Linked DNA regions of Homo sapiens: region 2 is linked to region 1. A link is an interaction called in ENCODE POLR2A ChIA-PET data of the cell type or tissue named here. Cell type or tissue: PC-3. All regions are shown on one strand. Region 1 overlaps FAM32A (family with sequence similarity 32 member A). Region 2 overlaps TMEM38A (transmembrane protein 38A).

What was found. Peaks named below come from ENCODE experiments on the same cell type or tissue, not always from the same donor. Only the 100,000 strongest peaks of a DNase experiment are listed, where the experiment ranks them.
Region 2: POLR2A ChIA-PET joins it to region 1 with 14 read pairs; 2 of 35 experiments call an interaction of 5 or more read pairs at or near these places.

The regions. Positions count from the first base shown.
Region 1 is chr19:16,189,657-16,192,156 of GRCh38, reverse strand. It overlaps FAM32A (family with sequence similarity 32 member A), which reads right to left. Exons shown (of 4, transcript NM_014077.4): 3 at 1,584-1,637; 4 at 111-1,270. The coding sequence ends at 1,202. Among named protein-coding and RNA genes, the nearest start is that of FAM32A, 5.5 kb to the right of the region's middle. In PC-3, a CTCF peak has its summit at 719 (motif pointing right); no DNase peak of the experiment used is centred here; H3K27ac peaks cover 1,007 bases.
Region 2 is chr19:16,677,447-16,679,946 of GRCh38, reverse strand. All of the region lies in intron 1 of TMEM38A (transmembrane protein 38A), which reads right to left. Among named protein-coding and RNA genes, the nearest start is that of TMEM38A, 18 kb to the right of the region's middle. RefSeq lists an enhancer at 1-390. In PC-3, no CTCF peak of the experiment used is centred here; no DNase peak of the experiment used is centred here.

The sequences.
Region 1 (2,500 bases):
TTGAACCTGGGAAGTGGAGGTTGCAGTGAGCCAAGATTATGCCACTGCACTCCAGCCTGGGCAAGAGAGTGAAACTCTGTCTGGGAAAAAAAAAAAGAAGACACTCAGACTTACAATAACTGACTTTTGCTTTATTGTGTAATTTACACAGGACAACCCCAAATTCCACACTTCGTTTTTCTCTTCTGCCTTCATTATTCTTTCAATATCTACGTCAACAGAAATCGTTTCTCCCAATAACATATGTGGTTTGATCCTCAGCCAGGACGCACAGGCCCTACAAGATCCCAGCCCTCCAACACGGACACCTGGACCCTCCCATTTGACTGCAGCCTTGTCTGTTTGTACCGGGGCTCTGCCCTGGTCCTGTCACCCCTGAGACGTCCGTAAGGTAGGAATGCCAAACAGGATCTGTGTGATGTGTCAACTCTGAGTAAATACAAGAGGCTGCTAGGAGCCCCCAGCTGAGGATTGAGAGGCAGGCTGTGTCTGGTTCCATTTCAAAGAATGCTGTGATGCATTAGCAGCGTCTGCTATGGCAACACCCATTAGAAGCACCTGGAAGGGGGGTTTTGGGAAACGGGCTCAGAAAGGAGCAAGGTGTGTCCGTTCCATTCTTGCCTTAGGTGGCTGTTCCGTTACCCAGGCTATGCTGTCTCAGTGGCCAGGTGGCTGAGGAGGAAGTCTGAAGGCCGCATAGTTGCAAGTGGCTTCCCTAGGGCCTGCAGGGGACAGCATAGGCCCAAAGCTAGAGGAAGCTTGGAAGGGCGCCCACGCTGGGTCCTGCGGGGCTCTGCATACTGCAGGCCACCATGGCGCTAGCTCCTTACCCTCTGGAGTCTGTCTCATCCAGGAGAAGACAGCTGGCTGGCCTCAGAGCGTTACATGCAACTCGGGTGAAAACATTTTTACATGACACAGACACACAATGGGCTTTACCTCTGGATAAACTTAGAAACTTTCCATCCAAACGAAAAGGGTGTATCTTCTGTATGTTGCCAAGAAGCCTAAACTGAGTACAAGGACGATCTTACTTTAATCAAGTTCCAGAATGAGGGTACACAGCTTCGAAAAGCAGTCTGTAGCAGAAGATGCAAGGGTGTGTGTAGCCATGTTTCCAGAATATACCAAAGGAAACACACACAACCCCAGTGTGGCCTTTTGCGAACCCTCGATGCTGCTCCATACTGGGGGCAGGCGGCTACTTCGTCCAGCTGACTTTGGGAATGTCGTAATGCTCCGTGAGTGTGTCCAGGTGTCTGTTGAAGTCCTGGGGAGGTGGAGTAGAAGGCCGGTGTCAGCGCAGACCCAAGTGGGGTACTGGGGAGAAGTGGCACTGCCCAGCCCCACCTCTCCCACATCCTATCTCTCCTGAGCCCCCTCCTCTCAAACTCACCCTGCCAGGTCTTACAGACTCCTGAACCCTGGGCTCCCCTTTGAATAACCCTGGGGAAGTGTCACTTCTATTAGGTAAACTTCCCTTCTCGTCAACATGCCAACAGCTCCCTCTGCCAGCTGATAGCCTCTGGGCCCAGCTGGGACCCTGAATGGCTCAGTCTCCCCCACTGGACACGGCGACTCACCTCCACTCTCTGCTTGTGGGTTTTGGATGCCTTCTTTAGGATCCTTTCCATTTGCTGGAGAGAGAAGAGACATGGAGGTGAGTTTACAGGCTCAACACAGCCCAGGCTGGCATGGGGTGGAAGATGGAGCCTGGCCAGACTGGCTCTCACATTTAGAACAGCTGGAGGTTTCAGGCTCTGTGCCTTGTCCCCCTCCCTCAACTCCACCCAGGCTGGTCCAACAGGGAACCCAGGTCACTTGCCAGCTTCGTGAGTGGCAGGAAATGAACCAGCAATGCCTGAGCGCGTACCCATGAGCAGACTCTGCTGGGAGCTGTCGGCATGCTTCCTGCATCCTGAGGAGGCTGTTAGCACTCCCAGTTTGGAGGAAAACAAAGTCCCAGAGCGGGTTTCAGGAATGATGAGAAAGAGAGAGGTAAAGGGTCTGACATAGAGCAGGTGCTCAAGTGACACTTCCCATCCTGATGTTAGGGCTACAAGACCAGGATCACCATCCCCAGGGTTATTCTGAAATATGCCTCCTGCACCATGACCTGCTCTGATCCTCACTTCAAACACTCAATGACACCTGGAAAGGTCAGTATCTGGTAGCAGCTGGGAGTGTGGGCTGGGCGCGGTGGCTCATGCCTGTAATCCCAGCACTTTGGGAGGCTAAGGCAGGAGGATAGCTTGAGCCCAGGAGTTCAAGACTAGCCTGGGCAACATAAGGAGACCCCAACTCTACAAGAAAATCAGCTGATTTTGGTGGTGCACACCTGTGGTCCCAGCTACTCAAGAGGCTGGGGTGAGAGGACTGCTTGACCCAGGAGGTTGAGGCTGCAGTGAGCTATGATCACACCAATGCACTCCAGCCTGGGTGACAGAGAGAGAGACCCTGTCAAAAAAAAAAAAAAAAAAAAAAAAAAGAGTTGGAGTGT
Region 2 (2,500 bases), 490 kb before region 1:
TGCCAAGGGCAGGCTTCACTCCCATATGCTCTGGTCAGCCTATCCTAATCCAGAGCGCCCACCCAACACTGTGCAGTTTGTAAGTTTCAGAGGAGGAACCAAGGTTCAGAGAGGCTGTACGCATGCCTGAGGTTGCACAGAGAAAATAGAGAGCCGAGTGGGAGTCCTTTCCTTCATGCCCAGAGAGGTGGCAATGATGATGACACTAGTTCACATTTAGGACTTAATAAATCCTCATCAGTGTCCCAGCCAAGTGATGGCTTTTATTATCAGGAGTCTCATTGTCAAGAGGAGACTGAGGCTTGGTGAGACGGGCCAGCTTGTACCTGGGAGTACTTTGAAATTGCTACTCTGGGCCGGGCATGGTGGCTCACACCTGTAATCCCAGCACTTTGGGAGTCCAAGGTGGACAAATCACTTGAGGTCAGGAGTTCAAGACCAGCCTGGCTAACATGGTGAAACCCCGTCCCTAAAAATACAAAAATTAGCCGGGAACGGTAGTGCATGCCTGTAATCCCAGCTACTCAGGAGGCTGACAGGAGAATCACTTGAACTCAGGAGGTGGAGGCTGCAGTGAGCTGAGATTGCACCACTGCACTGCACTCCAGCCTGGGCAACAGAGCAAGACTCCATCTAAAACACACACATACACACACACACACACACACACACACACACACACACACACACACACGAAACAAAAGAAATTGCTATTCTGACCTCAGCTGATCCCAAGATCCCTATGAGCTTATGCTGGTATTCTTTTTTTTTTTTTTTTTTAACTTTTTTTGTTTGTTTCAAACAGAGTGTCACTCTGTCACCCAGGCTGGAGTGCAATGGTGCAATCTCAGCTCATTGCAAATTCTGCCTCCCAGGTTCAAGCGATCCTCCTGCCTCAGACTCCCGAGTAGCTGGGATCACAGGCAGCCACCACCATGCCTGGCTAATTTTTGTATTTTCAGTAGAGAAGGGGTTTCACCATGTTGGCCAAGCTGGTCTCCAACTCTTGGACTCAAGTGAACCTCCCACCTCAGCCTCCCAAAGTGCTGGGATTACAGGCATGAGTCACCGTGCCCAGCCTTATGCTGGTATTCTTACACCTGCTGTCTTAAAAAGAATTTTTTTTTGTAAAATATACATTAAATTTATCACTTTACTTTTTTTTTTTTTTTTTTTTTTTGGACACAGGGTTTCACTCCCATCACCCAGCCTGGAGCGCAGTGGTGCAATCACGACTCACTGCAGCCTTGACTTCCTGGGCTCAAACACTCCTCCCACCTCAGCCTCGAAAGTATTTGGGACTACAGGCACGCGCGCCACCATGCCAGGCTAATTTTTTGTATATTTAAAGTAGGCACGGGGTTTCGCCATGTTGCCCAGGCTGGTCTCAAACTCCTGGGCTCAAGCCATCCACCTGGCTCAGCTTCCCAAAGAGTTGGGATTATAGACGTGAGACACCATGCCCAGCCCATTTTAAACATTTTTAAGTGTATAGCTCTTTTTTTTTTTTTTTTTTTTTGAGACAGAGTCTCACTCTGTCACCAGGCTGGAGCGCGGTGGCGCGATCTCGGCTCACTGCAACCTCCTCCTCCCGGGTTCAAGTGATTCTCCTGCCTCAGCCACCCGAGTAGCTGGGATTACAGGCATGCGCCACCACGCCCAACTAATTTTTGTATTTTTAGTGGAGATGGGGGTTCACCATGTTGGCCAGGATAGTCTCAATCTCTTGACCTTGTGATCTGCCCACCTTGGCCTCCCAAAGTGCTGGGATTACAGGCATGAGCCACTGCCAAGTGGCTGGCCAAGTGTGTGGTTCTATGGCATTATATTCACATTGTTTTGCCATAATCACCACCAACCATCTCCAAAACTCTTTCATCTTCCCAAACTGAAACCTATTAAACACTCACTCCTCATCCCCCATCGCCTAGCCCCTGGCACCATTCTACTTTCTGTCTCTATGAAATTGATGACTTTAGGAATCTCATGTAAGCGAAACCATACAAACTTTGTTGTTTTGTGTGGCTTATTGAGCATAATGTCCTCAAGCTTCATCCCCATTGTAGCATGTATTAAGCTTTTATTTCCGGGCTGGGCACGGTGGCTCACACTTGTAATCCCAACACTCTGGGAGGCTGAGCCACGTAGATCACTTGAGCCTGGGTGTTCGAGACCAACATGGGCAACATAGTGAGACCCCACCTCTGCAAAAAATTTTAAAAATTAGCTGGGCGTGGTGGCATGCTTCTGTAGTCCCAGCTACTCGGGAAGCTGAGGTAGGAAGATCACTTGAGCTGGTGAGGTGGAGGCTGCAGTGAGTCATGAGCATGCCACTGCACTCCAGAGCAAGACCCTGTTGAGAGGGGAGGGGAAGGGAGGGAAGGGGAGGGGAGGCCAGCCTGGGCAACACAGTGAGACCCCATCTCTACAAAAAATTTTTTCTAATTAGCTGGGCATGGTGGCATGCACCTGTAGTCCCAGCTACTCAAGAGGTTGAGTT